2 separate regions of the Homo sapiens genome follow, and region 2 is linked to region 1. The links are chromatin loops, found by intact Hi-C in ENCODE. Cell type or tissue: mammary epithelial cell. All regions are shown on one strand. Links, peaks and the distances in the headings refer to the core of each region. The heading gives the core; the rest is flanking DNA.

Region 1 (8,000 bases), core at 1-8,000:
ATCTTCCTTATCTCATTAAATGCAGTTCTATTAGATCAAATCATTTGAAATTACTGCTATTTGACCAATTTGGCTACCAAAAATGGCAAAACTTCATAGTATTTCACCTAATAACTGCTGAGGCCAAAACTTGATTCTTTAACTCTTCCTTCTCTCATAAATGATATTAAATCTGTTTGTTCCTCATAACCTCTCGGGCCACCAACCTGGTCAAATCCCCTTCATTTCTTGTCTGTATCACCGATCAAGTCTGCCCTGTCCTCCTCTCCTCCAACAGCCCATTCTCAATACAACAGGCAAAGTACACCTTTTAAAACATAAATCAGATCATGCCACTCAGCTGCCTAAAATGCAGCCAGGTCTCCTATCTTACAGTAAAAGACAAAGTCCTTACAACAGGCTACAAAGCCTTATATGATTTGCCCACTAATATGATTCTCTGGTCTCATCTCCCACTTCTCTCCATTTTGCTCACTTTGTTCTAACTTATGACCTCCTTGCTGATCCTCGAACACACCAAACACATTCCCACTCCAAGACCTTTGCACTGTTCTCAAATTAAAGATTCTTCCCCAGATATCCACCTGGCCAGTGCCTTCACTACATTTAGATCTCTGACCAGATGTCACCTTGTCAGGGTGCTCTTCACTGACCACCAACATTAATTGGCAAACACACACACATGCCTTATGCTCTCTGTCTCCCTTACCTTCCTTTATTTTTCTCTGTAACACATATCCGCCATAACAATATGTTGCATTATATATTTACATTTTTGTTTGGTTATTTTCTGCTCAATCCAACAATATGTAAGCTTCATGAGGGCAAGTACTTGTCTATTTTGTTCAGTACTGTCTCCCCAGCAGCAAGAAGATTGCCTGCCACATAGTAGGCTCTCAATAACTACTTCTTGATTTAAGCGAAATTAATATCATGAAAGAATATATAGCATATACAACTTGAGAATGGCTGTTTTTAAAATCTTGAAAAAAATCAACTGAAAACAGAATTTGCTAAGGCTGGACTTTGATCACTTATTGGTAAACGTTACTTACGGTGGAAGAAATTTACATGCTAGTGCTTCAGGGTCACTACATGTTTTAAAACAGGGTGTAGCACAAGGTTCATATCTCCATTCACACATCTTCCTGTAAGGCACTGCTGCCTGGATTTCTGGGAAAAAATAAAGTTTAGATTGTGTGCATATTTAATACATAGCTTGAAAACTAACAATTCCCTTTTCTTTCTTGAGACAGTCTCGCTCTGTCACTCAGGCTCGAGCGCAGTGGCACTATTTCGATTCACCACAACCTCTGCCTCCTGGGTTCAAGTGACTGTCGTGCCTCAGCCTCCCAAGTAGGTGATACTACAAGCACATGCCACCACACCCAGTTAATTTTTATATTTTTAATAGAGACGGGGTTTTGCCTTGTTGACCAGAATGGTCTCGAATTCCTAACCTCAGGTGATCCACCCGCTTTAGTCTCCCAAAGTGCTGGGATTACAGGTGTGAGCCACTGCACCTGGCCAAAAACTAACAGTTTCTTATATGAACCCTCCTAGGGTTTGACCCTTCTTTGACTACAATGCTACAGGAAAGACAGAACTGAAGAAAAAACACTGTAATTGCTTGGTGACCAAAGCATTTCATGCTCAGATTAAATATCTACATGTACACCTATCTTCCAAAGATTTAAAAAAGCAAGTGGTTGGAGGAGGCTGAGGAAAATTCAAAATATTTTATATATGTGTGTGTGTGTGTGTGTGTGTGTGTGTGTGTGTGTGTGTGTGTGTGTGTAGTGGGTTTTCATCTGTCTTCACATCATAATACCAAACACTTGTTTAGAATTTTACTTTCTGCAAAGTAATTGTCCATCCATTATTCTATTTTATCCTGCAACAACCCTATTAAGTAGATATTATTTCTAATTTATAAATGAGGAAATTGAGACTCACAGCAGCCAAGAAACTTGCCAAGTTCAAACAATTAGAAAAATGGCAAGACCAAATACATTTCATGAACTCAAATCTAGGAAGAATATTCTGTTGCTGTTCTCAGAAAACTTAGCACGTTGCCTTGTACCAGATAAGTATTGTTTGAATACAACAAAATATATGGGCGGATTTGAAAAATACATGCATACAGTTCTAAAACCTCCCTTGATTGAAGTTTTTCTCCTGCAAGGTCTGCTAATACTCTCACCTTCCCACAGCATAGAGAAGTCCTTTTGTAGCAGTTCAAAGCTATCTCTGAACAAGAGAACCTCTTAAGAAAGAAAATTCAGGAAGCAGGTATGTTTCTTGGACTCTGGACACAGAATTCAATTCCAAATTACAGCAAGGAAAATAAGTCTTTTTGGAAAGCATCTATACATCTAAAGACTTAAGTAATTGCTGAACTTGAGTTACTCGTCTCACGCATCCTGAAAGAGGACTGGTTCCAAGACTACAATAGGCTCCTGGAGTTTCCTAGGTTTCAGAAGCCCACAAAGATCAGCTTCTGATATTCTGATGATGCCATGTGCTGCAGTTCTCTAAGCCTCAAATGGGGCTACTAGGTCTGGTTCTAAGGGCACAGATTTCTAGAGCAGAGGGGAAATAGAGGCCTGTAAAGGTCAACGGTAGGTAAACTGAAGTAAGCAAATCACATCCACTGTATGGAATGCTATATAGATATGTCAGTGGTTCCTTTTCTCAAGAGCACAGTGTAGGAGGACAGCTCTCCCCTTGGTTCTCCTTGCTTTCTCTCTCCCACTTGCAGATCTCAAAACAACTGCAAAATGTTCTGAGGGTTATCCTGAGGTAAGGAGGAATCTTCTGAAACAATCCAGGCTCTGTTGCCATTCCCAACAGGATGTCCTGCAAAGTGTGTGCTCGGTGATTCCAGTTGCACCTGAAGTATCAAATCCAGGGCAGAGTGCTTTCAGGGTCCCTCAGCTGCAGTGCAACCTGGAGCATGTGCAGACAAGATTCAGTTCACCCTGGGCTTTTCTGAGCCTAGAGGACTGGCTCACCATGAATCCTAGGCTTCTGTTGATTCTTGCTGCCTGTCTGTTAAGTAATAAAATTCCTTTGCCTGACTTGTTTTGTGAGTATGTCACCACACTAAAGAATGTATGTCACCACACCTAAGAATGCAAATGGTAGAGATATTAGAGCTTCTTTTTCTTTGTTCTGAGCTCGTTGCCAGAGTAAGAACCCTTGCAGAATTCTGGCATCTGGGTTTGCACAAAACCTCCTGCCAGACTTAGGAATCTTTGCATAGAAGAACTGTATTCAATAGGTAAAATTTTTTTTTATTTTTTATTTTTTTATTTTTTATTATACTTTCAGTTTTAGGGTACATGTGCACAACGTGCATATTTGTTACATATGTATACATGTGCGATGTTGGTGTGCTGCACCCATTAACTTGTCATTTAACATTAGGTATTTTGAAGCTCAATTTGTACTGTTTAAAATCTATTATTAGAAGGGCTTGCAGAAATATATTCTCAACAGAAAAGGCAAATTAGTTGCTGTCTTGAACTCCTTTAGGAGGGTTCACAAGGATGAAACGATTTCTTGAGGAGACTCAAGATAGATATCAAGCTTCTGGATTTTGAAAAGAAAGCATGACTTTTAAACACTGCATAAAGGAGTGAAGCTTGCTGCAGAAAATTCAATAGCTATAGACCTCAAAGGCTCTCTAGAAGTAAGATTAGGTTTCTGCTGAACTAGAGAAATCTTCTAGAGGTCAATGGAAACAGACACCTTGTATTCAAATGACAGAAGTAAATATATTGTCCTTATCACTAAGAATCAGATAAATTAGAGTTGCCTTCTAGGAAAGAAAAAGGAGATATAAACATTAGACAACTAAGCCACATGAGTGAGCCCTGATTCCAATGTCCAGACAGCACTGGTAGTAATAATTGGGGTAATAATAATAAAAAATCAGGTTATTTAGGATTGTTCTAAGTAATTTACATCAACTTATTCAATACTCACCATAACCCGATAAAGTACATATTATTATTTCTCCAATACGTATATTGGAGATATAGAGGGGTATAGAGGTTAAGACACTTACTTAAGGTCATAAAAGTCTATCTGCTTATATGCAGTAAGAATGGTTTTTAAATTAAAGACATAAATATTCTGCCTAATATAAATTACCTATTTGTTCTCTTTTTGGAGATCTCAGGAAACATACCTTCTATGCTGAAGCTACTTGAATGTTTAAATTCTTCAGAATCATCATATTTTGATGCTTTGACACTAGAATCTGTGAATATGATGAAAAAGCCTTTCTTGCTGTATAACTCAAATGCACTGTAACCAGGAATCCAGAGGCCCTGATGGTGGAAAAATGTTGCTCTCCGATGAAAGGCTGAATTCGCCTCCCACAGCTCCAAGCTAAGAGTATCATTGTCATGGACATAGAGAAAGTAGTTTGGCCTTTCAGCAGATTCCAAGGAAACAAGTGCTAATGCTGTAAAATATAGAGCAGTGTGGATTCTCAGGAGAAGGAAGATCATCAACATTGGCATCACAAAATGTACTTATAAAGTAAACAAAATAGTACTGCACAATTGCCAAACATAATTAGTGCCAATAACTAAGATTTCACAAATAAACTAGGAGATGCTTGAAAGAAGAAAAAAAAAAGTAGTACTTTAAATTCAGTGAATAACAGTGATATCACTAAAAAAAAAAATCAGTCTTTGGTAACTTCTATTTTTTTAATAATTTATTTTGTCCTTGGGGGAAAAAAGGAAATGTCAATGAGGACTCCAGAATGTACAATTTCATACAAGAAATTGAATGATTAATTGGACATATATTTGCGTTTGCAAGCTTTAACATTTACAAATGTACAAAACCTACTAATGGCTAAACTTGATGATAGAAAAGAGAATACAGAAATAGATCAATTTAGGGATGTAACTGCATTTCAGTATCACAGGGCTCTTTTAATGAGCAAATGTTCTTGAAAGAGATCTTACTGCACCAAGAAGAGACTATTTATCCAACATTATTGTCCATTTCCCAAAAGATGACCAAATGGCTAATGAGCTTTACAAAGCATTGAAAAATTATCACCCTTTTTCAGCTAGAGCTTTTAACATTTACCTTATATTTGTAAAACTCATGAAATAAAAGTTTTTAAATTGAGATTATTTTAGGTTGATTTTCTTCAATAAACATTATTTGGATTTTTTCTAGTAAAATCATTAGTTATTACTAATCGTAAAATCAAGAGCTCTCCCAAATTCAATATTATTTCAAAGGCATTTATCATGTTGTAAAATTTAAGTTCTTCTGCTGAGCACCAAAAGATGCCAAGAATAATAAATTTTTACATGAGAAAAAAATGTAACCAGCGTAATTTAGAACTTGATGGTGATAGGTGTTTTCAGAACTAAGAGAGTTCTTTTTACAGGAAATATATAATTTATTCTAACTGGAGAATTGTGAGCATTCTCAGAATAAGCGAAAGTTAAGTCTGATTGATTCATCCAACAAATAAATTCCTAAGCTTATACAACATGTCATGCATGGTTCCAGGTAGACTTATGTAGACATGAGGTAGCCTGAACATCACTGGATCAGAAGGGAAACTACCACCAATCAGAACAGGTGCCAGGTGGATACAACCAGTACAGACCTGCAGGTGCAAACCAGTAAATGTAGAGCTAGGTTCAGGGCACTGAGGACATGTCCAGGAACTAGGACAGACAAGGCAGGTAAGGATAACAGAATAACAGACTGTCACAATGACTGTCTACACTCTGATTTATGCTCTTCATGTAGAACTTCTTTGGTATCAATTCACAATTTGCTTTTACTTTTGGGGGCATAAAACCTTTCAAATATTAAGAATCAGTGGATGGTTTTTCAAAAACATCAAATTAAGTTCTGTGATTAATACTATGAAAATTTTAGCTATATTTTATTTAAAACCAAAAACTCAAACATTTGCAATTCTAATATATATATGCCAATAAATAAACAAAGAAATGATTTTGTATACAAAAGAGAAAGCTGGCTGATATGCCAATGTTATATTTTATTTCATATGCTTTAGAGCACTTTTAAAAAATACCATAAACATATTAGATTCTCAATTAATATTTACTGAGTGGCTAAATTTTAAAATGTAATTGGAAAGCTAAACTCTTATTTTCAATTATACTTACATGATACCTTCTCTTTGAAAAGGCCTGGAGTGATCATAAAATAAAAAAATAAACTGGTATGAACACTGCTTCTCGGCAAACAGAAAACGCTTCTGCTGGTCATATTGGCCCCCAGAACAAGGCCACTCTGCCCATAGCTTGCCAGCATATATGGTCCTTCTCCAAGTCCTAGTTAAATATAAATATTAGAATTATAAATTGGCATAGATTTTTAAAATTTCAATCTGTCATTTCAAAGAAATGTTTTAATAACAAAATACTTCAAAAATTGAGCAATTAAAAATTTATCACTAATAAAATAACTGAATTCTTCAAAAATAATGATTTATATATATAATGATGTATATGTAGATGTTCGTGTTGTAGGTTATGCAAAATGTTGATATACACGTGATCAGTTGTTTCATAAAGGTTTAATCTTACTGCACTCAGTGTATTTTACTTTCCCTCTTCTCCCAGTTTTACCTCAAAGCCAATTTAACTCAATACATGCTGAAGAAGGAGAAAAAAGATTCAAAGAATATAAGGGCAAGACTTTTTTCCCCTTAAGGACTTAAGACCGGGCCTAAATAAAGGGGAAAGGATAATTGGATTGGAGGGATAAGAAGTCTTCCAATTAGGAAAGGGGAAGGAGAACCAAAATTTCCATCACAAGGACAAGGAGAAGAACAAAAAGACTGAGAGGATACATTATTTTCAAGTGTAATCTCCTCACTGACCCATCATCTGGGACACAGCACCATTGAGCAGCTGGGGACCCTTATAAACTATGAGAAAAAGAGCTTCACTAGGGACTTTGGTACCCTGTAGAGAGATAGAAACCTGAAACAGCTTTGCCCCCACATCAAGGTGGAGCTGAGCAGAAACAGTGGACAATTTTTCTTAGCCTGGCTGCAGGAGACTCACCACCATGGTTACAAATGTTACAAATGCAGTGTTTCTCCATGAGCCAAAATACAGGAGGACCAAAGAAAATTATAGCAATAGTCTCTACCTGGTAATGGCTAATTTTCTAGCATGGACAAGAGGAAAGTGACAAAAACCTCCAAGATGCAAATATACTTCAAAGTATAAATATGTAGATTTGTACAAATATGTGAATAATATACAAATAATAAGTGAATTATAATGAGATACAATTCAGAATGGAGAAGATGTGTATGCAACTACAACTTGAGGACTTGAAGCACCCTCATGAATATTCAACATAAGAATGAGAAAGGAGACAGAGAAACAAAATCTCTCCCCTGCTGCACACACCCCTTAATACAGCAACCTGAAGAGACAATTGCCAACAAGAAATCTGTTTGTATAAAAACCTAAAGCTTTTGAATTGACTCTCAGTTAATTGGTAGCTTGATTCTGGACTATTTTCACCAGCAACTGGGAGACAAAAGTCATTGATCTTATCATTAATTTTCTGCATGGAGAAGTATAATTTCACCATCTACTGAAAGCAATCATTTCCTGCAGTGATTCTTTAAAAACAGAAATAAGCATATCCTATCTAATAAAATTACCCTGAACTTAAAACTCACATAACAATTTTTAGTAGGAAACTGAAGTTCTCCCTCACCTACAGAAATAGCATTTCAAATGCAAGCTTTACATTTTTAGTAAAAGTCATATAAATGAACACAAACATATTATATAGAATCATTGTGCTAAAGATTATTGAAATAATCTCAGCAATAACCTTTGAATTCTTCTACTACTTTTTAAAATTCTTCCTACAGAATCACAATTACTTATTTATGTATGTGCTTTAAATATTATAAGTATCTTAATAACATAGTGTCTGGCATGTAACAAATAAAG
Region 2 (17,588 bases), core at 3,882-11,881, 85 kb before region 1:
TAGAGAGTAAAGGAACACTGGATTACTAAATCCTGGACATGCACTGGTATATCAGCTTACAGTAAAAATACACAGCAAATGACTCCCCAAAAAATTAAAAGTGCTGATTCACATTGTACCTTTTATGAAATAAATAGGTATATTTCCTAGAAGATTTTAAGTCGACTTCAAAATTAATAAATCTGTGAGAAATCCTCCTAGTCCATCTGTCAATTAAAAATGAAAGCACCTTCCTAAAGTGTAAAGGACCCAACAAACCAAGCATTTGCCAATGGAAGGATACTTAGTCTGAGTTTGGAGAAGAGAAAACACCTGCTACTATCCAATTGGAAAAATATTTTTATTAGGATTTGCAATACTGAATACTTGTATGTTAAGCATTGGTTTTTAGTAAGCATTAAATTGTATCTATTATTGTTATTATTTTCAAAGAATCTTAAATATTCCCAATAAGTATAGGAAGGTTAATTAATCTATATCTGTGCACATGCAGGTTTTCCATTCCACCTACTTCAGCTCTAGGGTGTTTAAATTTTAGCTGTTGAAATTCCAAAGAACTTTGCACACTGCATGTCAAATACACAACACACACTACACTTATAAGAATATATTGCCAAAATGTGCTTAATTATGCATTGTTTTGTAAGATAATGTTTTATCTTTTTAAAAATACGTCCTTATATTTTATGGAATAAATAGAATTATTAATTAAAACAATCGATTACTTTAATGATTATGTTCTGGACAAGGATTCAAAAACTGCTATGTGGAGGTTAAGAGGAGGGTAGAAATGCATTTGCCAAAAATGCTAGTATGAGACTGCCCCCTAGAGGTCAATACATTACACAGTGTGAGAAAATAAAGAACCAAGTAAAACTGATTAAAATATGCAGACCTGTTCGTTGGGTCTAGTGTTACTAAAAAAAACTGGGTGAACTAATATTCATGTGATAATTTGTTTATCTTATGATAAATAAAGATAAATTTATTTTCCACCCAAGGCTATGACAAAAAAAGATGTCTTCTAGGGACTTTGGTAGAAAAAAATGCAGATTGGAATAATGTTTAAAGAGCTCATGTAAATCTAAATAAATTTAGTATTTTTGAATACATGCTTAGAATTGTGATTCAACATTCAAAAACATGTTCAACTTATTTGTACTTATGAAGAATCAACATAATTAAATATCAGCAAAATAATATTTTGAAATATGCAGTTAACTATTTCTTTTTATTATTTTAGATTTTGGGATAAGTGTACAGGTTACATTGATATATTGCATAACGGTGAAATTGCACAGAAACAGAAACTATCAGTTTAGAATTTTTTAGTAGAAGGCAATACGCAGCCATGCTTACCTGTAATGACTGAAAGTGGTTTCTCCAAGCAACTTAAAGTTCCTCTTTCTGCTACACTGAATAGATATACCAGATAATGATGAAAAGACTTGAGGTCTCCAACTATGGTTGCTGTGTTGCGTTTTTCAACAAGCACCTCTTCTGATGTATTGTTTTCAACATCCAAAATAGTGATAAGGTAATGATGAAAAAATACAGGATCTGGAGGATCCCAGTGTAAAAATACTTCTGTTATGGTAACATGTGTAACTCTGAAATTTTGGGCTGACAAAGGGCCTGGGAGATAAAGACAACCAAAAAATATGTTGCTTAGTAACATGATTTGGCAGAATACTCTCTCACTTCTCAATATTTCCAAATACTCTAGCTTGGAAAAGAAACAAAAACTGGGGGTGAGTCCTGGCTCTTCCACTTTATAGTTTCACTCCCTGAGAAAATTACCTACCCCCTCTGACTGCAAAATGGGAATTACATTAGTAGGTACCTCATAAAGCTTTTGTGAAGATTAAATGAGATGAAGAACGTAAAACACTTGGCACAGTGTTTGCCACACGCTATTGTTCAATAATTATTTTACTATTCTCACTACCAAAACAGTGTGCATGGCATTTAATGGTCATACATTATATATGTCTCTTACCTCTTCTGCCTTGTCAGACTAGAGGGCAGAGACTTTGTTATTCACTCTTCGTTCTTATTATCACTGCAACACAGGCACTCATCCTTTTACAGAACTGTTTCCCTACTCTAACCATTTCATCCAGTGCCAGTGATTGTCCTAATTAATGCTTCCAGATTAATTTTCTTATTATAGTACCTTGCACATGGCGTCGAAACTATATCCATCCCCCACTCCTCAATATACATGTGCTAACACATTCTTGATTCTTTCTCTAGGAGCAACAGCTCAGGAGTTACAATAAGACCATCTGGGTTCTTGTGTGGCTTGGTTGCTTAACAAAGCATGTTACTCTAGTCAGTTTACTTAACATTCCAGAAGTTCAGTTTTCTCATTTCTATATAGCTACTCCCAGGGTTGAGGCAAGGACCGAATGAGATAATGCATTGAAAGTGCTTTGTAAAATGTAAAACAAGTGCTAGAAACTATAGTCTTAATGGATTTCCATTGCTTCTAAGGTCAAGTCCAAGCATCTGAGACAGATACCCCTGCCACTCCCAAGTCTGGCACCATCTACCTCCCACACTGATTTTACCCTCATGCCCAAGGAAATTATCTTCTCTAGTCAATCTGCACAAGTCTTCTTACACAAATTCTTATGTCTGCACTGCTGCTCCCAACATGCTTTTTCTTCATTCAAATTTCAGTCTAAGCCTCTCCTTTCCATGAGTCTTCTCCTGTCATCTACTGTATGAATTCAAGTTAGCATTTATTAAATGCACCACTGGTTGGATATTTAGGTTATTCTTTTGCTGTATAGTTTTGTTTGCTTTTATTTTTATTCTTTACTAATTGTCTCCAGTGTGAGCCTATTAAAGGCAGGGATGCATAGCTGTCCCTTTCCTGCTCTCAGCACATATCGGAAATACAGCTCCACAAAAATTTATTGATCATCCCCTATGAGGTAGGCACTACTCTAGCTGGTACTGTAAGACAAATAAGACATAGTTCATGTCTTCATGAGGTTTGTAGTTTAACAGAAAAACCAACGCATAAACAGATTGATTACAAAATTATTACTCTTATTATTATTATTATTATTTGAGACAGAGTCTTGCTCTGTCATCCAGGCTGGAGTGCAGTGGCATGATCTCAGCCCACTGCAACTTCTACCTCCTGGGTTCAAGTGATTCTCCTGCCTCAGCCTACCAAGTAGCTGGGACTACAGTTGTGCACCACCATGCCTGGCTAATTTTTGTATTTTTAGTACAGACAGGGTTTCACGGTGTTAGCCAGGCTGGTCTCAAACTCCTGACCTCAGGCAATCCACCCGCCTAGGACTCCCGAAGTGCTGGGCTGACAGGCGTGAGCCACTGCACCCAGCCTAAAATGATTAAATACAGAGGTATCTCCAGAGTTATATGAGAAAATACCAGACCCTCATAAAATATCTGCCAATGACAGTATTAAAAATTTTTTAAATTATATTTTCAGGTGTCTTGTAACTTACGTGTTTCTACAGTGAATATTGGACTTAAAGTAGTTTTTGCCTCCCATTCATTTATTGCGAAGAGTAAAAATCTATAAATATGACCAGGAAACAGTTGGGTAATTGCTTTTTCTGTAGTATTTGGGGGCATGCTTTCAAAATATTGTTCTTCTGTATAATCTAAAGAATATTTAATGATAATCTTATATCCCAATTTCACCCACTTATTCAAATTATTCCAAAAATTCAAATTATTCCAAATAATACAACTTCAGTTGTTCCAACATCCTTTATGTAAAGCAAAAAGCTTTCCTGCAGAGAAGGTACTGAAAAAATAGAAAAGATAATTATTTTTAATTACAAATTATAATTCCATAATGAAATAAATAAATTAAAATTAAATAATAAAAAGCTGCATGAATATAAGAAAGAATAATAAAAATAATTACATTCATATTCGCAAACATATGGCAATGGAACGTAACAGAAAAATCTTGTAAAGAAATAGTTTGATCCAGTTGCATTTTGCTGTAAAATGTAGCAATGTGTTTCATTCTTGGATAGCAATGAAAAAGAAAATATTTCATTTTTCTTAAGGCCAAAAGATGATCCATCTGCCCATGTAAGAAGACCTTCTTTCTGTAATAAGATGAACAAATTAAGCCAATTAAAAGGAAAAGTGTGATATCTTCAGTCACTGCATTTCAAATATGTGTATTTGAAAATTTTAATAATCATAACTTCATTATAAAATTTTCTAAGATTTTAAAATTATCAACCAGTTTAATATTTTTATGTAGATTTCCTTCATGATAAAGCAGCTGGAGCCAGGCCAGTGGCTCATGCCTGTAATCCCAGCTACTTGGAAGGCTGAGGCAGAAGAATCGCTTAAGCCCAGGAGTTTAAGGCTGCAGTGATCTCTGCTTCAGCCACTGCACTTCAGCCTAGGTGACAGAGGAAGACTTATGTCAAAAAAGAAAAAAGAGAAGGAGAAGGAGGAGAAGGAGGAGAAGGTGGAGGAGGAGGTGGAAGAGGAGGAAGGGGAGGAGGAAGAAGAGGAGGAGGAGGAGGAGAAGGAGGAGGCGGTGGAAGAGGAGGAAGAGGAGGAGGAGGAGAAGGAGGAGGAGGAGGAAGCGGAAGAGGAGGAAGAGGAGGAGGAGGAAGAGGAGGAGGAGGAGGAGCAGGAGGAGGAGAAGGAGGAGGAGGAGAAGGAGGAGGAGGAGAAGGAGGAGGAGGAGAAGGAGGAGGAGGAGAAGAGGAGGAGGAGAAGGAAGCAGCAGCAGCAGCAGCAAGAGACAGAGTTGACTTTCATTAACTCATTAGCCATATGTCTTCAGGCGAATTGCAAATCTCGCAATAAGCCTCTATTTTCTCATCTGTAAAATGAGTATAATAATAGAAACTACATCTTAAGGTTGTTGTAATGATTAAAGAGGCAGTACATTCAAAGGCTCAACACAATGAGGCTCAGAGAAAATATTCATTAAATGTTAGTTATTTCATTTGAAATCATCAAATAAATTGCATGCGTCAGGAGAGGTTGTTGATACCTTCCTTCTAAAGGATGTCCTTGGTGAATGTCACCAACCCAATTTTCACAAGTAATAAATATCTGTCATATATCTATCCTTCTTGAAAGGGGTAGTTGAAAAAAAGTATAAGCTTTGACAAAATACTCCTGCATACTAATTATATTTCTGACACTTAACTATCTACTCTTGGGCAACTACTAATCTTAGAAACTAAATGTTCTTGCCTGTGCAATGGAAATAATCATGACTACTTTGCATAGTTGTCAATAGTTTTAGAGAGTATGTTTATAATACAGCGAATACATAACACCTCCTTAAAAAATAAATGTAATACTTACAGAGATAATTAACACTATGAAAACAGATACTATGTCTATATTTTGGTCATCAGACCATCCCCAAAATCAAGCACAGCACCAACCAAGCTGCATGGGTAAGAATTAAAGAGACCTGTTTCCTCTGGACATTTTAAAAAGATTTTAAAACAATGCATTCAAATTCCACCTAACAGAATGAAGAAATACTATTTCCTCAAAAAGTCTGCTTTATTACATATGTATTGTTGTAGTTTTAAAAATAGGCATATGATCAGTGATAGTATTTCAAGTGATTAGGGCATGAGAGTTGGTCAGACAGATATAAATTCAAGGCCTGGAATGGGCATTGATAAGTTATGTGCCCCAGGATCTCTCTAAGATCTATTTTCCTGTATAAAATGGGAATAATGATAGCACCTACTACAACTATAAGGTGAAAACTAAATGAAGGTTACCTATGCAAGCATCCCAAAAGGAAAGAAAGAGACTATTAATCTTTCATTCATTACGTTCCTGTTGAGTACCAAACCCCAGTTTGAAGCCAGGAATGGAATGCTGAATAAGACACACTCTCCATCCTTGAAGTCCAGTAACAATTTTGCACTTATTCAGCACAGATTTACTTAAAGGAGTAATTACTTTCTGAACCTACCATGGGGATTATGATGTAGCAGGTAACTTTGATGTCAACCTCAAAATATCATGGTTAAGGGTAGCATCTGATGCATGTCCATATGGGCAAGTGAATCTCCCTGTGCCCCAATTTCCTAATATATCATGCTAACAGTAGGAAACAACTGTATGTGTGTGTGTGTGTGTGTGTGTGTATATATATATGTGTGTGTGTGTGTATGTATATATATGTGTGTATATGTGTATATATATACACAAATATATACACACACAACTATATATGTATACATATATAGTTGTGTATATACATATATATATATATATACACACACACACATTAACTGGTCTACTTGCTAAGAAGAGACTGGCATGCTGGGAGAGGGAGTCTGAGATGTCTAAGATGAATTGTGATTTAAGGAATCTTTATTAGAATTTCATTCATTGCCTATTAAAAGATAAAGAAAACTCAATAAAATAATAATTTTTAAAATGCAATTAAGGATTCCTAGAGGTTTTCCCAAGCTTATGCAAAGCTCCACAGGAAAGTTGGCATCAAATTGGTAGGATCTGCCTTAGTTCACTATAGATAAGGATATCTCAAGGAGAACATATTTATCTTTGAGTGCCAGGAAATAAAAGTCAGTGGATCATCAAGAAGAAAACACAGACAGACAGAGATGACTATGTTAGGTCTTGAGTTTCTCTACAAAATGCTGACCAAATGAAGTTTCATGAGACTTTCCAAAGTGTTAGGAATGTTGAAGAAAAATGTTACACACTCCTGATTTCACTAGTGTTAAATAAAATCTCCAGATCTTTCTGTATTGCTTTTAGTAAAATTGAGCTTCACAAGACTGATGTGTGGAGTGAAAAGAAGAAAATGGAAAAACACTTTTCATGTTTTGGGGTTCATATTATTGCACTGTTTGCAGAGATGAGGAATAAAGGAAGTGAAACAGGTTTGATTAGAGGGAGAAGGCAAGTTCAGTCTTGGCAATGTTACAGTGTCTGCAAGAAGTGCCAGAGGGATAATCAGAAGAAAATTAGATATATGTCTGGACTCATAAGAGGAAAGTAGACTAGATAAAGAATTTAGGAATAATTGGTGGTTCAGGTGATAAATTGAGTGAAGAAATGGATGAAATCACTCAAATGAACTTAGAAATGGTCTGGGGAATACCAAAATTAAAGGAAAATTAGGTTTTAAAAAAGATGCCTAAAAATATATTAAACTGGGTATCTATAGAAAGAGAAACTGTATTGAATTAATGAAGGAAGAAATCAATGAATAAAGAATGCATGAATGAATATAGATAATAAAGTTTCATTTATCACAATATATGTATTTCTTTACATTTACTGACCTTCATATCATTAAGACCAGTCCATATTATTATTTGATTGTTTGACCTGAGATACGAAAATACAAAACTTTTTTCCTCTTCATTTTTTATATCCACAAGGTGTGCAGAACTTAAGGATAACTTACAATGTTGCTGGGCTATATTCCATGGCTTACTGTCATTGTTAATTCTATAACAGTTATTTTTTAATGCTGCCCATCCTTGTGAACACGATCCTACCAAAAGAAAAATCCCCTGTTAAAGATGAATTCAGTAATATAACATTTCATAATTATATTTCTTAATATGTATACAAGTTAATTATGAAAACCTCATAGTATTAAGTGTGCACCTTCCCTATACTACTTTCAAACCAATAAAAATATTAAAGCTTTGTTTATTAATCAAGGAGCAAATAAACTACCACCAATTAACATGGTTTTTTAAATAGCTGTAAGAATTAGTTATGCAGAATTATTGTCCAATTATAACTTTATTAAAATAAAAAACGATGTTTTTCTTTCTAAAGAAAACCTTACTTTAGATTGCCTTTCTTTTCCCTTACTTTTGTATTGGTAGCAAACTTTTTATCACATTTCAGGTTTCTTTTTATTTTGGAGTACTAGACACAATGCTTGCTAAAAATTTTGCTCTCAGTCACTTGACTTCAAAAGTGTTTACCTTCCAGAAAAAAAGCAGGAATGGCTGCTTAGCGTTATTCTCCAAGATTATGTACCACAGAAAGACTGGAGAAAATAGCAGCCTGTTCAGAGAAAATATTGCACATCAGTTCATGTTAATATTCTACCAGTGCCTCAACTCAACACAGTAGGAATATGTGAGAAAGTTCTGAAGATCTTTTGTCTTTTTTTTTCCCCACAGGAGAAAGGACGCTTAATTACCTTATTTTATTTTTTCTTCCTATTTGAGTGTTTCTATACTTCACTTGTACAATACATGTGTTGTATCTTTTTTATTATTCCTGTAGGGGATATTAAAATGACACTCTCAGACCGTCACAAAGAGTGTCCTGCCCTCATCAGCTATCTATGATTCTGTCCCCTTCTACCTGTTCCCACCTTGTGGAGGAAAGACATGAAACTAGGAAGACCCTAAAATTGAACACATTCACCTTTCCCCTAAACTTTTCCTAATTGTGGTCAGGTCTGATCATAGATGAGTAACAGAGAAGCTTTAAATAGGATGAAAGATCAGTGTGTTTGTAATATATTGTAATGGATCTTGTAATACCTGAAAATGAGACTGTTTGTTGACTCATTAAAGTAACCTAAAACGCTATGGAATTTGTATGACTCTTTGTCAGAGTAAAGAAAAAGAGAACCCACTTGGGTTTAAAGGAAGTGCTGGGAAGAAAATAAAGTTATTAGGTTGGTTTCTACCATTACTCCGCTAAGTCCAGCTTGTTCAATAATCAGTCAGATACCAGAATGATATAGTCAAAAAAGGAGACTATGCTAATTTGATTACAAGCAGCCTGCAGTGATTAATACTTGGCCAGATCACTTTCTTTTGAAATACAATATAACTGCTACATTATCTACAAAATATATAATAAATATATAATGAATGATGAACCAAATGTCTATATACCTGTTTCAACTTGAACATCCAGTCTCTGAAATATATTTATGAAATCCAAGTGTAACTGTTTAAATTCAAATGTGAAAGCATAAAAAGCTGCAGGTTTTAAATTACCCCACTCATAAACCATAACATTATTTTGCATAATTTGTGAATAATTATTGAAAGATATTGACACTGATATATCTTTGGAAGAGGGCACACTCCAGTTAAAAGAAATACTTGTACTTGTTGCTATTGTTTTAATATTGCTAGTTGAGATTCCACCTAAAAAATCAGGGAGAATAATTAGCACAGATTCAAATAAAATTGAATGAAACACAAAGGATATTGAGTTACATGATTCACCATGATGAGAAAACATTATCTACCCATAAAATATTTTCTAGACTATATGGGAGTTTCTTCTATTCTACATAGAATGAATGAATTAGATTACAGAACCACATTATATTTTTTACATAATCTGGATAACACGTAAAATCTCCACTCTACCTATCCATTCACACTAGTACACATAAAATGCCAAAATTTAAAACTATATTCTTACCTCAGTTTATAATTTTCTTTAAATTCTGAGATTTACATTATGTAAAAAATAATACTATTATAATTTTACAGTACCATTTTATACCTGTTAATCATTGTAAAATTTAAATTATCTGGTAATGAAAGTTTACATAGTTGATCAACATATACATTACTTACGAATTTGAAATGACTTTTCACTTAAAATTTGTCCATATCTCATGGACTGTAAAATGATGTGATAATCTTCATTTTCCTTTAGTGTTATTATTAATTTCTGACATCTTTGTGGGTCTGCGAGAATACTTTTTACATTCTGCAAATAATTATATTCATCTGCTTAAGAAATGTTTATTGAACATTATCTCTAAGCCAGGCACATTAATTAAAAATTTGACTTTTGTATATCTCCTTCATAAAAGTAGTTTTTCAATGTGGAATATAAATATATATATGAAATGTTTATTTCTACATAAAAGACATTTTTTAAAGAATTATTCTCCTTTGGTATATAAATTCTAAAAAGACAAATAGTCATTCCTATGAAAAAGTTAAATATTATTTGATCATCTACTTATTAAAGATATTTCAAAAAATGCTAACATTTTATATATTAATAAAATAAGAAACCCTGATAACTATTAGGTTCCTATTTACAATGTGGCACTTGGTAACACCAGATTTACACTATGCTTACTTTTTATCAGAACCAAGAAAAGATTCCTTACTCTTTGAGCAAAATCATTAACAAGTTGATATTTTAAAAAATAAAATTCAGGATTTCCTCCCTTAGGAAATTCATCCCATTCAATAAAAACTTCTGTTGTTTGTTTATTCATTGGTATATAATGAAAATGTTTTGAGATCTAAAATGGAAAAGCGAAGAAACTGTAAAAAACAGTAAAAATGCATTCTTGATTGTTATTTTATAAGCAGATTTATTAAAATGACACCTAAAATACATGAAATTATAATTTTTAAACATTTCAGCAGTATCAGTGTCTACACATGAATTACTCTGTCAGTTACTCTATTTATAAATATAATTTTGAAAATGACTTCAGTAAAGCAAGTAAAATAAGAGCATGGAAATTTAAGATCCATGTCTCTCTAACTAGGAAACATTGTATCCCTGGGGTAAGGGACGAGGCAGAGACTCAAAATCTCAGAGAAAACATGGCAAACCCTCCTGGAGTGCCAATTGTGAACCTTGGGGATAATGTCTACAAAACTGAATTATTTTGCAGACATTCTTGACAACACGTTTGCAAAGAAAATACATTTGGGTACAAAATGTTTGACACTGAGTCATTTTAGACCCTTATTTCATCTATGCATAATGAAAATATTAGCAAACAAAGTAAGATAGACCACAGAATCAGAGACCCTTGATGTTCCCTCAATGACAAAAAAATTTCAACTTTCAAAAGAATATATGTATCAAAATTCCTACCAAAAACAACTCTGAAATGCCTTATTATACTCTGTCTTCTTCCCAAATTCTGATTTATCTCCATGATTATCTCCAACACAATTTTTAAGCTATAAAAATACATATGTGAGTGACACCTAGCAAAGAAAATTTTTTTTCTTAGGTACTAAACCTGATATTTAGCATTATTTCCCTTCAGTATACTCCTTATTTTCCAGAATGATAGATTCAATGCAATCACATCTTGCCCATTAGCTAATTATTCCAAAGAGGGTGCACTCAAAAATGTCTTACCTTAACAACATACTGTAACCAGAGCAGCAGAATAATTAATTTCTCCATCTGCAAAGTAAAGTGTATTCAGTTCAATTAAACATGTATTTTTTAGCTTCAAAACTAAACTATTGGACATCCTTTAAATGGAGTGTGTGTATATCATTTTAATGTCATGAATTTTCAATTTAGAATGACTGCTCATCCAATTGAATGTTAAGGCATTAATAGGTGAGTGCTGCATAATTTTTCCACTAAATAAAATTGGAAACATTAGTACTTTCCAACAAATAACAAAATAACGTATTTCTAGAAACTGCTTTAATTAAGTTTAAAAGAGGTGTTAGAAATAAAATGAATTATCAGGCAATTACACAAAATTACATTGTGTTGTGTGAAATTATTTAACCTCAATTAATGGAAATCTAGAACACCTATGCAACTGCTGCTTCTTTGGAACTAATTCCTCACATTTTAAAATTACACCATCATCATGAAAAATATTTCAAAATACATGAAACTGAAACTTAAATAGAAACAACGTTCAATAGTCGTTTCAACTCAATTTATTTTTAAAATATATTCATCTAAAAAGCTTGCCTAGCCTTTCATAGGAACGTGGAGCCCCCAAGGACCTAAAAACTTTTGTATTCAACTTAAGATACAAAGAAAAAAAACCTGTATTTTGTATATGTTTTTAAAACTGAAAATACCATTTTAATAGTAAACAGTTCCCCAGGATCAAATTTAAAGCTCCTGAAAGCTCACTGTAAAGCAAGTTTATTCCTACAGAATCCTCTTTAGGTCTTCTTAAGCAGGAGTTTAGCTCAGATAAAATGCAACCCAGTCAAAAAGAAATGCCTAATAGTTAAATCCAGACCCTTCCACAAAACTGCAAAGCTTTAACTTTGCCCATTTTCCCAAGCAACCTGATGTAAGTGTTCTAGGGCTATGGTATTAATTTCCCCCCTAAATCTAAGCGTAAACTATAATTTTGAAGGCTGTGTACCATAATACAAATGCGAAAGTGGAAAGCTCCAGGATGCCCGCTCTTTAAGTCCAAACCCCCACTCAAATTCAATTCTGTGAGTCACTGTGTTTGCCCTGGGAGTGTGTAAAGAGCCCCTGTCCTAATGCACACTATTTTAGAGTCAAAAAGCACCAACTTTTGAAACAGGGAGAGAGAGGCAGAGTATAAACGAAAAGATTGAGGTTTAAAGAATGGTTAGACTGGTGGAGAAAGAAGGAAAGAGCTGAGACCTGGAAGACAGTCAAAGTGCAGAGGATGCAAGGCTGAGAAGTCGCAGGAGCCACGGCACCCCTGCAATCCGCCCTGACCCCCATCTGGACCCGGACCCGGACCTGCAGCCGCGCGGCGCCTGTGCTTTGCAAGTTTCGGGTGCCAGGGCAACTGGCCCGGAGGTGCTGGCACTGCTCTGGGTGCGGCGGCCCAAGCTGCCCACGATTCCTGGGTCACAGCCCACCTCGCAGCCTGCCTCCCTTTAGTCTCCTTCTCTCGCTCTGCTCCAGCTCTTGCTGCAGCTGCTCTGGCGGCTTTCATTTGGGCCAGCGATGCCCTCTCCCTGCGTTGGGTTAATTAAGCGAATGTTTCCATGGAGACAGGAAGCCTTGGGAAGGGAGAGGAGTGGGAGGCAAGTCCCAAAACATTGAAATGTGGAGGAGAATTGCATTCTGCATAGAAGAAGGGAGGAAAGGGAAGGGCGATGAAGGAGAACGCGAGGTGGGACACATTGGTATCTCATTTAAAAACAAAACAAAACAAAAAGCAGAAGTCGACTATATGGCTGTGAATAGCCCAGTTTTGGCTTAAGATCAAATATGTGGCTTTGTATGAAGCCACACTCCTTGTTAACGTGTGTGTGTGCCTGTGTGTGTGTGTGTGTTCTCTGCGGCATTTGAGAATGTTGATTGAACCCCGAGATCTCAGCTTCCCTGACATCTCCCTCCCCTCTTGCTTCCATTTGCTTAGTCTGCGTCACTGTGTCCTCCAACACTGCCAACTCAAAAACTGAGTTGACCCGTTGTGCCTTCCTTGACTGTGGAATACTTCATTCACTCTTGTGATTCTACCATATTCAAGATCTTCGATCACTCCATCTTGAATTTCATGTCTTTCCAGGGCTTCAGAGAAGTATTTATAGCTCCAAAATGGGCATCTCCATCTGGATGTCCCTATAAACGATTCAAAACCATATTTTCAAACCTAAATTTATAAACTCCTTTTCCAGCTCTTCCTGAGGAAAAGATCCTTCACCCAAACAACCAAAGGAAAATCACTACCTCTTCATCCTCAGATCCTTTTCTCACCATCCAGTGCCACTTTATCCTGCAAATCCCTTTGATTCCATTCCTAAACTGCCTCTTAAGCTGATTAATTCTTCATTATTACCACTGTTACAGACTTAATTGAAAACTTTAAATCTCTCTCTCTCACACACACACACACACACACACGTGCGCGATCTCACTTTTGCTCTGTCTGGAAAACATGTATCATGTTAAGACTTTGTACCTCAGTGCAGATCCTGTGGCTCCCTTTACTAGCTAAGCAGCTCTTTGAAAATTTGGCTGTGGTGAAGAGTAAGCTTGAAGAGTGCTTAGTAGAGTGTAAAAACTTAATTGAAAGACAACCAACATTAGTTCACTGCAGCTACTGCTAATACACTAACACTTGGATTATGTCTCCATGTTTGATACTCCCAATCTCTCTTACATACTACTAGCCAGTGTGATCTTTCTGAAATACACACATGATACTATATAATCATGCATGGAGGGTACTTAAAAGCCTGTTGTGACTTTTTGTTGTCTATAATGTACCTCTCACCAAATTCACTTTTCAACCTCATCTCTCTCCTCTCCTCCTTGGCACCCTGACTTATATGTACCCTCAATGAAGTAACAGGCCATAAACATTTACATGTCTGTTTTCCTGTAGATCTTTGTTTATACTGTAGCACGAAAATTTACTTTTTATACATTTATGTACTCAGCTAGATTAGGAACTCCATGATGGCAAGGATTCAAGCACAGTTATAGGTGTGAACTATATTTGTTTTGTTTTAATTCCTGGGGATTCTGCATATCTTTTGAGTCTTTAAAAGTAGAAGGTATTGGCCAAGCATGGTGGCTCATGCCTGTAATCCCAGCGCTTTAAGAGGCCAAGAGAGGTGGATTGCTTGAGCCCAGGAGTTGAAGACCAACTTGGGTAACATGGAGAAACTCCGTCTCTACAAACCCATCTCTGTAATTTTAAAACATAAACTTGTGGCATGTGCTTGTGGTCCCAACTACTTGGGAGGCTGAGAGGGGAGGATCACTTGAGCTCAGGAGGTTGAGGCTGCAGTGAGCCATGATCACGCCACTGCACTCCAGCTTGGGTGACAGAGTGAGTTCCTGTCTCAAAAAAATAAATAAAAATAAAATTAGAAGGTGTCAAGGCAATTATACCACAAAATGATCTTATCACCATTGAATTAGCTTCTAGGCTTTGAGAAATATGATCAAATTCAAAATCCATTAAGTAAATTGAATAATGGGTACGTATTTTCAATATGGCCTTCTGACTCCCATTTGCTGTGTAAACAATGTCATTTTAAATAAGTAGCCTTCATAATATTACCATCACCTGTGTTTTACATCAGTCTCTCCATTAGGTCAATAAAGTAGGTAGCAAGCTAATCAATAGGGTTTCCCTAACCAGCAAGCAAAATGTTTTCCTTGCTGAAGGATGTCCTTTGAAATAGTGTGGTTTTGTTCCTGCCTTACCCTTTTATTAGGCCCTAACAAATTAAGTATAGAGAAATTAAGTGAAAGATTTAAGAGAATTATGGGTTTTCACTTTCAAGAGAAAAAAAAGTATAGCTTTAATGATATTTCAACATGATTCCTAAAGAAAATAACTTATTTTTCAGATGGAGAAGCATAGATAAAAGCCATTTAGGCAATGGAGGCAACTACTAACCTATGATGTGATTCTTTCCAATATCCATAGGGATTTTTCTTTCTTGATGCTTTACTCTTTAGAGAAGCCAAAATCCATCACATTCCAGAGTGTGGAAAACTGAACTTTTGTAAGATTAAAATGAAATCATGCTTAAGAATTTAAGACTAGGCCGGGCGCGGTGGCTCACGCCTGTAATCCCAGCACTTTGGGAGGCCGAGACGGGCGGATCACGAGGTCAGGAGATCGAGACCATCTTGGCTAACACGGTGAAACCCCGTTTCTACTAAAAATACAAAAAATTAGCCGGGCGTAGTGGCGGGCGCCTGTAGTCCAAGCTACTTGGGAGGCTGAGGCAGGAGAATGGCGTGAACCCGGGAGGCGGAGCTTGCAGTGAGCCGAGATCGCGCCACCGCACTCCAACCTGGGAGACACAGTGAGACTCCGTCTCAAAAAAAAAAAAAAAAAAAAAAGAATTTAAGACTAATATTAAAACATCCTTCCTTAAACCTGGAAAAAAAAATGACAGTACAGCTTTTTGTTTTTCCTGGTCTCGTTATGTTTCCTGTTCTTTCAAGTCTTTATTACTGTCCTCCTTTAAAGAAGATATTTTACTCAAAATTTGCCACAAAACATTTTCATAAGCTGTAATGTATTTCAAAATTAGCCATATTTCTATCACTATTTAAGGGAAAGCCATTGTTGCTATAAAATTCATAAGCTTTATTTTGGTGGCATGAATTATAAGAGAAAGAAAATAAAAGATGGGTTAGCAGCATTTTTCATCCATTTTGGTTTCTTAAGTGTGATGCCAAAAGGTTTATTTTTTATTATTTTTTTAGTTTTATAACTAGGCTTGGCCTTTTCTACAATGTAAAATTTCCTAAAAATTTGTGGTATTATTTTTCTAGCATGTTCATTTACACAGTATAAAAATAGTTATTGCAACAGTTCTTATATGAAAAGAGATTCAATCAACCAAATTAATCCAAATTAATTTACTTTGAGTGAATATGGCATATTTAATAAAGTGGCTTCACTTCAAAATCCAAGATAAATATTTGGACTTATTGTTGTGGGTTAAAATTCAAATATCATGTTGAAAATTGGGACTAAACAAAAAGAGTTTTTATGTCTGAGTTGGTGGTGGTTGTGAAGTAATTCAGAGCTCTGGTCCGTTTATAGCTTTCCTAATAGATGTTTTTAAGGTGGATGCCAGGACAGGTGGGAATTTATTTCTCAAAGAGATTATCAGCACATTTAACATATTTAATTAATGAATTCAGTTCAGCAAACATTTACTGAGAAATTCTGATGATGAAAGTATCTGGGATTCAGGAACAGGAAAGAAAAGACAGCAAAACCCTGACTGACTGCAAAGGCTTTATATCCAGAGAATAAGATTCATTATCCTTACACTTTGAAATGTCAGAAAAAAAGAAGCAAAGAGTAGAGGATAAGTTAGCTCTGTGAGCTCATAGGAATGGGCTATGACTCTGGCTGGTCCAAGTGCAAATCTCTAGTCCCTACGATAGGCAAAATTCTAGGATGACACCTAAGATTCCCACTCCCTGGTACTTACACTCTATATTATTCTCTTCCTATTGGGGGGGGCGGTGAGACCAGTGAATGTGATGGGATAGTCATTTCCATGATTATATAAGACTTTATTGCAGCAGAACAAGAGAGGGGTTCTCCTGCTGGCTTTGGAGAAGTCAGCTGCCAGGATGTCAGAAGGCCAAGTGGTTAGGACATGAGCATGGCCTTTAGTAGCTGAGAATGCACCCACTCACAAAAAAATGGGGACAAAAAATGGGGATCTCAGTCCTACAATCACAAGGAACTTAATTCTGCCAACAACGTGAATGAGCCTGGAAGAGAAGGACTCCAAACCTCAGATGAAACTACAGAACCAGCCAACAATTCAGTTTCAGGCTGTAAGACATGAGCAGAGAACCCAGCTAACCTACATCCAAACTCCTAAGCCACAGAAACTGAGATCATAAATGTATTTTGTTTAAAGCAACTAAATTTGTGGTATTTGGTTTCACAGCAATGGAAAAGTAATACACGCTCACAGTTACCGTGATTGGCCAGTCATTGCACTGGATTTTATGAAATAAAGCTCAGAGACAGATGTTCTCTCCTTTTTGTTGGCAAATACATAAAGGTTGTTGCCTCAAAGGTAAAGGGCCATGTGCAAAGTTGCAGTTGCCCATGGAGCACCCTGCAATGCAGTAGGAAAGAATGAAACTGGCAGAGCAAGAGAAGCAGAGATTAATGCACTCAAGTCCTGACATTTCATTCTCTCCTGACTATGTTAAGTTTGGTTATTGTTAGAAGGAAATATTTATCTCAAACTCTTTGAAGTACATCTCTTGGAGTGAATTCATACCACAACCACTACCTCCCCTGGGTAAGTAAGTATAATAACATCATTGGGATTTGAACTCAGTCTAGTTCTGGAGGCTGGTCTCCTTACCATTAATCACATAAA

What was found. Hi-C counts contacts between places; a loop is a spot of excess contacts. Peaks named below come from ENCODE experiments on the same cell type or tissue, not always from the same donor. Only the 100,000 strongest peaks of a DNase experiment are listed, where the experiment ranks them.
Region 2: a loop joins it to region 1, with 2.0 times the contacts of the local background. A loop is called at or near these places in 3 of 110 quality-filtered maps.

Annotation. Positions count from the first base shown.
Region 1 is chr12:80,316,896-80,324,895 of GRCh38, reverse strand. It overlaps OTOGL (otogelin like), which reads right to left. Exons shown (of 59, transcript NM_001378609.3): 33 at 6,183-6,350; 34 at 4,196-4,474; 35 at 1,056-1,173. Among named protein-coding and RNA genes, the nearest start is that of PTPRQ, 120 kb to the left of the region's middle. RefSeq lists an enhancer at 4,161-4,694. In mammary epithelial cell, for the core only: no CTCF peak of the experiment used is centred there; a DNase peak (open chromatin) is centred at 3,045.
Region 2 is chr12:80,395,786-80,413,373 of GRCh38, reverse strand. No RefSeq gene overlaps it. Among named protein-coding and RNA genes, the nearest start is that of PTPRQ, 40 kb to the left of the region's middle. In mammary epithelial cell, for the core only: no CTCF peak of the experiment used is centred there; no DNase peak of the experiment used is centred there; H3K27me3 peaks cover 412 bases.